Regions from separate parts of the Homo sapiens genome. Here regions 2 and 3 are each linked to region 1. A link is a loop called in an ENCODE intact Hi-C map of the cell type or tissue named here. Cell type or tissue: B cell. All regions are shown on one strand. Region 1 overlaps CSNK1G3 (casein kinase 1 gamma 3). Region 2 overlaps CEP120 (centrosomal protein 120). Region 3 overlaps CEP120 (centrosomal protein 120).

Region 1 (4,000 bases):
TATATATATACACACATACATATATAAATGTACACACATATATTATATTATACATACATACGCACACACACACACACACACACATGCACTGGACATGGTGGCACCCGCCTGTTACCCCATCTCCTTGAGAGGCTGAGGCAGGAGGAATGTTTGATCTATGATTGTGCCACTGAACCCCAGTCTGTGTGACAGGGCAAGACCCTGTCTCTAAAAGAGGAGATGAACACATCAAGGCTGCTGTGGGAAAATGCTGTGGTCTGGTATGAACTGAAAAAATCACTGATCTGCTCCCACCAAAAAAAAAAAAGAAAAAAATTAAATACACATCTATCTTAAATGCCTCACAATCCTTCAAATAAAGGCATGAAGGTATGGCATTTTCCCCTTCCAGACATAAAAGAGTCTATTAAAATATACAACATGACAGACACTACATATAGTTAGGCACCTTTTCTTTTAACCTTTAAACAGTCAACCCCTTCCTAAGGTTGAATTTACTTTTGGCGCAGGCAAGCATGGTTGAGTATCCCTGGTTTCCACTGAAGTCCTCTGTGGGTATGTGGGCATGTTTATAAATCATATTTTGTAATAAAAGCAAAGTATATTTATATACATGGTGATTTCATCATCGAGAGCTGCCAATTCAGACTGTGTATAATATGCCCTTATAAAGATGTTTCTATAATTCTTACTAATCTATATTCATAGAAGAATAGTTTTGGCCAGGAGGGGTGGCTCATGCGTGTAATCCCAGCACTTTGGGAGGCCAAGGTGGGCAGATCACAAGGTCAGGAGTTCAAGACCAGCCTGACCAACATGGTAAAACCCTGTCTCTACTAAAAATACAAAAATTAGCCAGGCGTGGTGACAGGCACCTGTAATCCCAGCTACTCAGGAGGCTGAGGCAGGAGAATCACTTGAACCCAGGAGGCGGAGGTTGCAGTGAGCCAAGGTCGCGCCATTGCACTCCAGCCTGGGCGACAGAGTGAGACTCTGTTCCAAAAAAAAAAAAAAAATAGCTTCAAGTGTCCCACCCGGCAAAAGATTACAGAATATAAAATAACTACTAGGTATGTTTTATATACTTCTGTGAAATAAATGTAAACAGAAATCTACACTGTCCAGTTAAATTACATAATCTCTCTACCCACATTATCTTTAGTCAAAAATAATTTTAAATTATTTATTGTGATTTCTGCCATAATTATGAAACTACTATGAGGGTACTGCAAACCAAATTACACAACTGCATTTTTTTAAGTAAACCAAACAGTAAACACCGACTAGACCGTGGAATGTAAATAATTTAAAATTGTGGACCAGCTGATAAAGATTCAACTAGAAATATATGTAATGATGAATGTTTATCAACTTTACTCTCATGGAGGTGACTAGCAGAAAGAACTGAAATGGATTACCCAGTCAAGAGCCTAGAGAAGAGCTGCCACAGTACAACAAGACTACACATGTAAGAGATTTGATCTGGATTTAAAAAAATAAGTCAAATTTATTTTTAACTGTCAGCTACCTAATATTTCTCAAATCTCAATTACTTTCTAAAAGATAAAATCCTTTACTCCAAATGAACCTTTAAATTTAAGACTTAGAAAAGAGCAGAAAAATATCCAAATAGCAGAAAGCAAGACATAAAAATAGGTATTTAGAAGTGACAGACCAAATACTTAGAATATTAAATTTAAGAATATGGCCATATTTCAATGGAAATTTATTGTTTGATATAAAATTCCTTTAATAATGTTCACTATTCTTAAACACTATCCTTTCAAATTCCAAAGTAGATTCTTTCAAAATTTTCTAAAGTTGTATTAGCCCTTTGAAATGGGCAATTTAATGTAATACACATTTTGATGAACAAGACAAAGTCCCAAATTTTCTACACTTGTATCAGCAATTTACTTTGCTTAGTTTGTATTTCCAGTACTGAGAGTTCTGAGAGTTGAGTTCTGAGAGTTGAGTTCTTTACACTTAAGTAATCTTTCCTTCAACAGTGTTTTACTGAACTACGCCAAGCATTTATTTGAGACTAAATAAGATTTTCAAATAAATTCTAATGGCCCTTAAATTCAAACACAATCTAAAAAGGACATCTATTTTAAATAATTCCCACTAAATAAAGAACGTCCTTATAAAGATTTGCAAAAGTAAAGCTGGCATGCTATTAAAGTTACTACCACCAGAGGACAGCATTGCCTTATGTGATACAAATGCATCCAAATAGACAAGAGAGAGGTTCTCAAAATACGATATACTTACAGAAGTTAGGAAGTAAATTGATGTTTTAACCTTATGGCTTATTTCTTAAGATAAAAGTAATTACCGAAACAGCTAATTTATAGTCTTAGAGATTAAGAAATCAGGTCTCATCTCAATTGCTTCCTCTTCCCCAGCACTTAATCTGAAACAGTGCTGCTCCCATGTAGCCACTTGAGCACACTATTGTTTTATTTTTCTGTAATAACTTACTCCTACTTTGAAATTATTTTATTTATTTATTATCTGCCTTTGCACTAGAATTTAAGCTTCATAAAGGACTGCTCACAGTTATAGCCCAACAAACTGGCACAAAGTTAGTACTTATTTAATAGTGGTCCTCCCACTTCAGCCTCCTGAGTAGCTGGGACTACAGGCGCCGAGCTGGTAAATTTTTTTTTCATTATTTTTAGTGGAGACAACATCTCACTATGTTGCCCAGGCTGGTCTCAAACTCCTGAGCTCAAGCAATCCTTCCACCTCAGCCTCTCAAAATGTGAAGCTACATCTCTACTCTAAAATTCTTTGGGAATATATGTTAAGTCCTACTTATGATGAACTTTAGAAACAACCTTAGTTTCTTTAAATACAATTAGGCAACAAACAGGCAATCAAAATGGATCAAAGTCCTAAAACACATACAGGCTTGTGCTATTGACACCGCACCACCATTTCTCCTTTGTTCATTGCCTTTTTCTTCATATATTTGTATATACTTCCTTCTCTCAAATCCACCCAGAAACTGAAGCATGTTTCCCTATCTGGATATGATGTTCTTATTTATCCCTTCTAAGATGACTCATTGCTCATCCTTTGGTTGAGAGACTGTTGGTACCTCCTAGAACTAACCACGTAGGACTCCAGAACCTAGTTTCTCCTGACCTGGGTTGATGAGTGTACAGAAAGTATATTTTATGGCATCTAATCTTTAATTCTTTGACAAAGAATATTTCCCCTTAAGGTTTAAACCTGAAGTGTAATTTCATATCTCTGGATCTCTTGATTTAAAGAAAAAACGAGGAACCATTTAGCTAAGCAAGAAGAGTTTAGATCAGAGAACAAGATCATCTACAAAATTACTCCAACCAAAAGCCTGCAGGCCCATCTTCATCTCCAATTTCTTCCTCCCTATCCACTTGCAACTAGTCCCTTAAGTCTGAAATGACTTTCAAAATTTTCCCATTTTCTCATGTTGGCTGAGTTCTGAACTTTTCAACTTGCCTCCACCACTGCTAAGCACCTTTTAAAGGACTTCCCAGTCTAAGTCTCTCCTCTCTCCAATCTGCCATCCAAATTGCCCCCATCATAAATATGCCATGCCCTTTTCCTCTCAAATCTCATCAATGATTCTCCATTGACTAAAGCATTAAGTTCACAGAGCTCTTCAAGAATTTTGTTCCCAACCTATTTCCACCCTCCTCTTAGTCTCATTCTCCATTAGGCTTCCTTCCCAGGTGGCCTATACTATGAATGGAAGGAAGGGAAAAGTAAGAAAAAGCAAAAATCTCCTTGTCATTCCCAGAACACACCACGTGGGATTTCTTACCTCAGTATCTTTGCACATGCTCTTCTTTCCACTTAAAATCCATTTGCTCTCTCCCAAAAGAGTTATACAGTCTCTGTCACTTTGTATTATAATTTTTATACCTCTCTCTTCCTCACTGAACTGATCTCTTGAGGAAATAAATTATTCTTTACTTATCTTTACAGTTCTAGAGACTATCAAAGT
Region 2 (4,000 bases), 240 kb after region 1:
TTTGCAGGCTTGTCTTCCTTTAGCCGTTACATGTTGGACTTCCTCCAAGCTCAGGACTTACTTTCTGCAAAAACAATCTTATTCGTGATTTCATGCCCATGATTTCAGAGACAGTCTACATCTGGGACTTTCACATGCAGGGTCATATCCAAGACCTTACCTTTGCCCTCTAGACCCATATATCTGATTGGCTTTTTGGCATCTCTGTTCAGATGTCTTAAAGGCATTTAAAACCCACTGTGGTCCTTCTCTCCATACTTGACCTTCTACCTGTAAATGTTCTTTGTTTCAGTGATGGGCCCCTCTAATCTGCTCCTCATGTTGTAGCCAGAATGATATTTTTGAAATTGGGAATCTTGATACTCTCCTCTTTAAAACCTTTCAGCATTGTCTTGTTGCTCATAGGAAAAAGATCAGAATCATTGCCTTGTCCTGCAGGCCTCTGCATAGATCAGAGCCTGTCTCTCTGACTTCATCTCCCACTCTTGTGCCTGTGCTGTGTACTCTCTGCCCGTGCTTGTCTGCCCTCAAGTTCTCAGGCATGCCATGCTCACTTCAACCACAGGATCTTCATGTTTGCTGCATTATCTGGGCCTGGTGTACTCTGTTCCTCCTTCAGTTTTAAGCTAAAGCATCACCCACTCCTAGAAATCTTCCCTAATTCATCCTCCTCAAGTCTAGGACAAATTTTTATTTTATGGTCTCATAGGACATTATTCTCCTGTTCTTTTTCTTTATGATATGTCATATCGGTTTGTTTTTATTTTCATTAGCATGATAATTTAATCAGTATCAGATTGTTTGCTCCATAAAAACTGTTCTGGTTTATAGCTGTATCCCAGGAGTCCAGGCCAGTTGTCAGCACATAATAGGGGCTCAATAAATATTTGCTAAAAAAAAAAAAAGAATCAAGCTGTTAAAAATTAAGCTTATCTTTCTTGAAAAATTCCAATGTAGATTAGATATGTATGATGAATGCCTCCCAAGTCTTCAGTAAATTTTCTCATGAACAGTTTCCACAGCAGCACAGAGCCATTATTTAGGTGGTTGTAAAAATATGAATTTGATTGTTACCAAGTAGGGTAGTCTTGTTTAAAATACAAAAGATAAAGTTGTAAAAGTGGGCAATTATGATGGGATTCACCAGTAATGCTTCTCTTCTTCCAATTATCAGGAAGATTCACCCATCTAGAACAAAGGCTCTTAACACATATTAGAGTCACCAGGAGAGCTCTTAAGAAATACACATATCTGTACCTTGTCTAAGACTGGTATAAGCCAGGCACAGTGGTTCACACTTGTAATCCCAACACTTTCGGAGGCTGAGGTGGGAGGAGTGCTTGAGCCCAGGAGTTCAAGACTAGCCTGGGCAACATGGCAAAACTGCATCTCTTCAAAACATATAAAAATTAGCCAGGCATAGTGGTGCACACCTGTGGTTCCAGCTACTCAGGAGGCTGAGGTGGGAGCATCACTTGAGCCCAGGAGGTCAAGACTCCAGTGAGCCATAATCACAACACTGCACTCCAGCCTGAGCAACCGAATGAGACGGTGTCTCAAAAAAAAAAGAAAAAGACTTGTGTATGGTGTTGTATATGGTGTAGTTTACTTCTTTGTAGGAATAACTAACTTTGGTGGGAAGAACTGGTATTTTGGAAAAATTACTTGGAGCACACTTGTATTCTTGAAGCACTGTTCTAAAACCTGGGGGAAAAAAAGGGGGTAGGAAGGACAGGAGAAGTTTCCAAGATGCCCAGATTGCTAAGTCCATGACTGTATACATTTCACGTTTTAGGTGTGGAAAAGCTTTTTGGGTCCTTACCTTGACCATGTTACATGTATTATACACACAATTCTAACTAGACTGGTAGAAGGGACAGTTACACTGTCAGTGAGAGCTGATGAAGATGAAGTATCTGTACTCAAATAGATTATAGCAGTCACCAGAACTCAAATCTGTAGTTTGTGGATCACTTAGCAAAGGAAAAAGAGCCCAACATGCCTTAATAGCTTACTGCTTTATAGCCCAATTGTAACAAGAATTGTGTATGATAATGTTCTGGAATTGTGAAGAAACTACCAAATTTAATATTTTCTTAGCTTTTGTTTAAAACAGAAAAGTGAGAGACTTTAGAAAGGTTTCTGTTCAACTTTGGATGTTAAAAAATAGGTAAACTTCTGTCATATGGACAGTTCTCATGTATGGAACACTACATTACCTAAACATGCTAGATAAATCCTAATTATTACTGATGATTTCCATTTTTGCCACATATTTTCTTAGTATTAATATTTCAGATTTAGGTAAGTCCTATGCCTTAGGGAAGAGACAATTGGTTTATATAATGATGGATAGTCATAGCGGTATATGTTTTTGGAAAACATCTTTAGCAATCTTTGTTCGCATTTAAAAAAAAACTCATTCAAAAAAGAACATCTTCGTACCTTTTTAAAAATTTTTGAAACTGTTCTAAGAGAAATTTGAATGTTTAGTCAAGGCTATCTTGTCATTTTGTTTTTCAGGAAGTATTGACTGCTTTAATGAAAGCATTATTCAAGGGGATGAAAAGGTCTGAAGTTAGTTTTTGCCCCGCTACTGACTTAGCTCACTAGGTCTTTGACATTGCCTCAATTATTTAGCTTCTTTGACTTTCAGTTTTTGTTGTTGTTGTTGTTGTTGTTGTTTTTACCTATTAGTATGAAGGAATTGAACCAAATAATCTTTAAATTACATTAACTTGTAATAGTATTTGAATTTGTAAAATTCATATGGTACCAAACTGTAAAAACAAGAAATGCTACATTAAAATTGAGCTTATTTTTATTTACATGGATATTTATCTGGCATATCTGTAATGCTCAGTCTTTTTTTGGCAGGGGGTCAGGATTATTCATTTTTTTCACATTTTATTTTCATTACATTGGGCTGGGTAGAGTCATGCACCAGAGTACTGATGATTATGGTATTCTTTTGCTTTCAAACAGAATTGAGATCCAGGTTGTAACTGTCTCTAAATTCAAGATCTGGAGCAGAATCAGCAGAGGTTGACCACTGCTGCTGGGGGCTGGGGGTCTCTGGGAAAAAGGAAACAGGCATGGAGCTGACTGTGGAGGCCTTATAGTTCCAGGGCTCCATTGGGGTACCCGAGGATCTTCCATGTGGCTCAGAGGAGCCCTTCAAAACACAAGCCTGGAGTTAGAACTCAGGAATTGGAAGGACAATCACATCTGTAAAGAGAGAACCTGAAAAGATGTCATCCTTCCATCTGTATCCCAGAATCCTGTGTAGGCCTTCTCCATAAGTAGAGGGCCAGGGTTGGCTTGTTGGCCTCAAAGTAGTCTAGTAAAAGTCTGCAAACTTGTCACCATCTGGAGACACTCTTGCCAGCTCTTCTTTATGCTCCTGTTCTTTGGACACTGGGCAATTGCTCTAGACTATTCCTGATTGTTCGTCCTCAACTCTTCAAATTCAAGAAATTTCCATTCTTTTAGTAAACTGGATCTCCCGGTCACTCCTTGATTTAATTAATTGGGCTGATGGTTTTTCTGGTTTCTTTTTCCTTCTTTGTTTTCTGAGGATTTCTAGTAATTTTAGCCTGTAATCTCTTTCTCTGTTTTTATTCCTGAGTCTTCTCCTGAGATTCTTTTCACTGTAGCTGTAGGGCCTAATCCTGGGTTGGCAGATAACTTGCACTTACTCTGCTCTCATGGAATCCAGGAGAGACAGAGTTGCCTTAGTGTTGAAATGTGTTTGTTCCTCTCTGCTTCTGGTGGTCTCTTGCTGAATTTTTTCTTATATGCGACATCTTAAGAAAAGTGTAAAGAAAGTGTTAGGATTTCTGAAGGTAACTTTTACATTTGACATTTGAGTTTTACCAAAAACATTTTCATGATACCAGTTTGATAAGAAATTTCATACTCTTCAAAAGTTTTTGTAGAATCAGTTGATTTACTGAATTTTTAATTACTAAGGATCTTTATTTTCCTCATTGTACTTTAT
Region 3 (4,000 bases), 210 kb after region 1:
CTAGAAGAAGGATTGCTCGTTTATAGGGTATGCACATGTAAAATTTTGATAGGCCCTGATATATCACCCTCTAATTGGTTATTCTAGCATGTACCTGCCAACATTGAGAGCATTCACTTTCCTGCGTTCTCCTCAACATTGGATATTATCAATTATTTTAGTTGTGTATGTTTTTTGTTTTTTAAATCAATTTGAAAAACCTTGTCCCTCTTCAGTCTCCTCATACTAAAGCCTATTTGATTATGTCAGTTTTCTTCTCAAAACTAGTTTCATGATTTTCTCTTATTCTTAGAAAACTATCCAAAAATGTTTCTGGATAGCATACAGAAGGACTGTATGATATGGCCTCTGCTTATCCAGCCCCACCTCCCTCTGTATGTCGGTTCTCACTCTGTGATCTGGCACCCTATGCCTGTGTCAGTTTTCTCACACATGCTTTCTCTTGCTTCTGTGTTTTTGTACATACTGTCCCTTCTGTCTAGAACACTCTTTTTTTTACTCCCCCATTCCCTGTTCAGCTGCCCTTTTCTTCTTAGCCATATCTAGCTTATTCACTTTCCAGTTTAGATTCACTGTAAAACCTATGTTAGATGCCTTTTCTATGTGGTTTATTACCTTAAGGTTTTAAAAATGTTACTCCAGAATTTTACTTTTACATACAGAAAGACAATGCTGGTTAAGTAAGGTTTCTTTGGTGAGTATGTAAGAGAGTAAAGGAAACCTTATTAGATATTAACTGTATTCATGAAAATTACCAAGCAAATTACAAAATATAATCAGTTTTAAAAATCTTATAATGGTTTATGACAAACTACAATGTAGTTTAATCGTGTTTTTCTCTGTAAAGTACCTGCCATCCTGGCTGGACTTGACCCCAGGGACATTGTGGCTGTGCTGAATGAAGAGGGAGGCTACCATCAGATTGGACCAGCAGAATACTGTACTGACTCCTTTATTATGTCAGTGACCATAGCATTTGCTACCCAGTTGGAACAGGTGAGACTTTTCATGAGATTGGTGACTTACGAATAATTTGAAAACTATGTAAAACATTTTACCTTTCAGGTATTAAAAAGACTTGCAAGTAGACTTTTTTTTTTTAACTTTTGAAAAATGAGTTCAAAACATGTTTTCTTTCATACTGGAAAGAAAACTTCTTAATTTAGAAAAAATAGATTTTGATGATCTTGATTGTAAGAGAATAAATCTCTCAGGATTTAGGAGAATGGCCATCAGTTAACATTGTTTTCCATTGTACTGTGTGGCATTGTAAGGACTGACATGGAAGGATTTTTAAATTTGTGAACGATTTACTTTTTGGAGAAACTTACAATGTCAGGAATACTTTCTGCCACTAATACTTAATGCCTATAGAGTTTTGGGTTCTATTTTATCTTGTTTATAAACTAATAAATTAAGCTGTTACTGTCATGGATGCTAGCAGAAGACACAGGTTCTTGGATCAGAAACAAAAGAATTTATTACCCTTAGTAGCAGAGCAAGAACATGAATATTGGTATATTTCCTTCAGTTGCCCTTACCCCAGGTCCCATGGGGACTACACAGAGGGGCCCAGGTGGTTGCTCTACACATAGTGGGTTTTATCACAGCTGAGGAAACTGAATTTGGGGAACCTGCCACTTTCATTGTAAGCAGTAAGCAGGCCTAGTCTTTGTCCAGGAAGACACATTACCTTATCTCTCAAGCTGCTTAAACAACCCTGGGAAATGGGCTGAGTAAAAGAGTGGTCTGGGCCTTGCAGTCTTGCCATACTCTGCAAGAATGTCCAGGGATGCTCAGGGCTCATGGTAGATTGCCTTCCCAACAGCGGCTCAACACAAAACTAGCTGTTATTCCACTGTCCCTCTCAAGTCCACTTCCCTTTTTTTTTCCCTCCTCTGCCATCAACTTGGTTTTACAGATCTACTTTTCTTGACATTATGTTGTTCTGTAGTAGCTGAAATGAATTAATACTTACAAAAATAGATAATATGGTTTATAACTGTACAATTTTTATCAGAGTATTCCCCTCCCCACTTTTTCCCCTAAGAGACAGGTCTTTCTTTGTTGCCCAGGCTGGAGTGCCTTGGCATGATCATAGCTCACTGTAGCCTCAAGCTCCAAGAGTCAGTTGATCCTTCTGCCTCAGCCTCCTGAGTAGCTGGGATTATAGGCATGTGCCACCACACCCACCTAATTTTTAATTTTTTTGTAGAGACAGGGTTTCACTATGCTGCTCAGGCTGGTCTTGAACTCCTGGCCTCAAATGATCATCCCACCTCAGCCTCGCAAGGTGCTGGGATTACAGGTGTGAGCCACCATGCCCGGCCTTATTTACTTTCTTAGAGGAACAAAATGTCCACGTAATCCACATTCACAAATGAAATTTGCAATTAGTGGCCACAATTTTATTTGACTTGCAAGGTACATCAGGTAAAGATTTTTATCAGGAAATGTGTTTACTTTGTCACACTGAATTCATCCCCACTATATAAAGAACTTGGTGTTCTTTGAGCATTTACTCTTTCTCTCCTTATTTGGTACTGTAAATTTCCTCACTGATACATACATACTTTTGCCTTTATATCAGTTTCCGTATTTTTCTTCTCTTAAAGGTCTGCTTATGGATTGTTAATAGTTTAATATGCCACTCTAGTTGCAGGGAAAGCCAGATATCTATTGCCTTTTTATTTATTAACCACATCAGAACACTCTTGTCTATATGTCAGATAATTAGGAATGTACTGTATTTTTACTGTGTTGTTACCATATTTGCAAAGCATTTTATTTTTTATTTTTATTTTTTTGAGGTGGAGCCTCGCTCTTGTCACCCAGGCTGGAGTGCAATGGTGCAATCTCAGCTCACTACAACCTCTGCCTTCCCGGTTCAAGTGATTCTCCTGCCTCACCCTCCCAAGTAGCTGGGATTACAGGCACCTGCCATCACACCTGGCCAGTTTTTATAGTTTTAGTAGAGATGGGGTTTCACCATATTTGCCAGGTTGGTCTCAAACTCCTGACCTCAGGTGATCCTCCTGCCTTGGCCTCCTAAAGTGCTAGGATTACAGTCATGAGCCACCATGCCCAGCTGAATTTAAAATCACTGTTTTAATACTTTTATCCTCCTTAGGGAAGCATAATTGTTCATATTTATTGATTACTTACTGTGTAATGCTTTGTATAGTAGACATTGTGCCACCCACTCTGCATATTTTGTGTTTAATCCTACCACAATCTTAGAGTTGATCATTTTCATTTTAGAGATAAGGAAAGCAAGTCTTAGGAAGATCTTACAGCTAGTTAATGGCCCAAGTATTTCTGACCACGTGGTCATTTTTAATATTCTCTTGTTCCCATATAATGCTCTCTTGCCTCTTAATGAGTTTGGAATAAGATAGATTTGAGTTGGAATCTCATTCTGTTTTCTAGCTCCTTCAACTTAGGCAAGTTACTTAACCTTTTTGAGGCTTGATTTTATGTAGTCGTGATAGTTACCATCTTTTCAGTTGTGCATGAGGAATGAGGTAATATTACTAAGGTGCCTACCATGTTGTTTGTGAGAAGCTACATTTGTATGGTAAAGTTTCCTATGGGTAATTGACCTATTGAGTCCATAACTTTTAAAAACCAATATAATACAGTTCTTGGTAATACAGGTGAATTACTGGGACAAATTACTGTTTCAGTTTAGTTTAAAAAAAAAAACACACAGGTTGATGTCTGGCAAATTGTTTACTATCTCTATAAAAAATTAAGGCAGATAGATTCCTCACAAAGTTAAACAGAATTACCACATGATCAGCAATACTACTCCTAGGTATACACCCAAAAGTATTGGAAATAGGTATTCAAATAAAAATCTGTATGTGAGTGTTTATAGCAATACTATACATGATAGCCAAAAGGTGAAAACTACCCAGATGCCCTCAATAGATGAATGGATAAACAAACTTTGGCATATCTATACAATTAAATACAATTTAGCTATCAAAGTACTACC

What was found. A loop is a pair of places that touch in the nucleus more often than their neighbours do. Peaks named below come from ENCODE experiments on the same cell type or tissue, not always from the same donor. Only the 100,000 strongest peaks of a DNase experiment are listed, where the experiment ranks them.
Region 2: a loop joins it to region 1, with 4 times the contacts of the local background. A loop is called at or near these places in 19 of 110 quality-filtered maps.
Region 3: it touches region 1 in a loop (10-fold over the local background); 7 of 110 quality-filtered maps call a loop at or near these places.

Annotation. Positions count from the first base shown.
Region 1 is chr5:123,609,496-123,613,495 of GRCh38, reverse strand. All of the region lies in intron 13 of CSNK1G3 (casein kinase 1 gamma 3), which reads right to left. Among named protein-coding and RNA genes, the nearest start is that of CSNK1G3, 99 kb to the right of the region's middle. In B cell, CTCF peaks have their summits at 1,979 and 2,188 (motif pointing right); a DNase peak (open chromatin) is centred at 2,205; H3K27ac peaks cover 1,703 bases.
Region 2 is chr5:123,372,899-123,376,898 of GRCh38, reverse strand. All of the region lies in intron 16 of CEP120 (centrosomal protein 120), which reads left to right. Among named protein-coding and RNA genes, the nearest start is that of CEP120, 49 kb to the left of the region's middle. In B cell, no CTCF peak of the experiment used is centred here; no DNase peak of the experiment used is centred here.
Region 3 is chr5:123,396,132-123,400,131 of GRCh38, reverse strand. CEP120 (centrosomal protein 120) reads left to right here. Exons shown (of 20, transcript NM_001375405.1): 5 at 848-996. Among named protein-coding and RNA genes, the nearest start is that of CEP120, 25 kb to the left of the region's middle. In B cell, no CTCF peak of the experiment used is centred here; a DNase peak (open chromatin) is centred at 1,621; H3K27ac peaks cover 2,819 bases.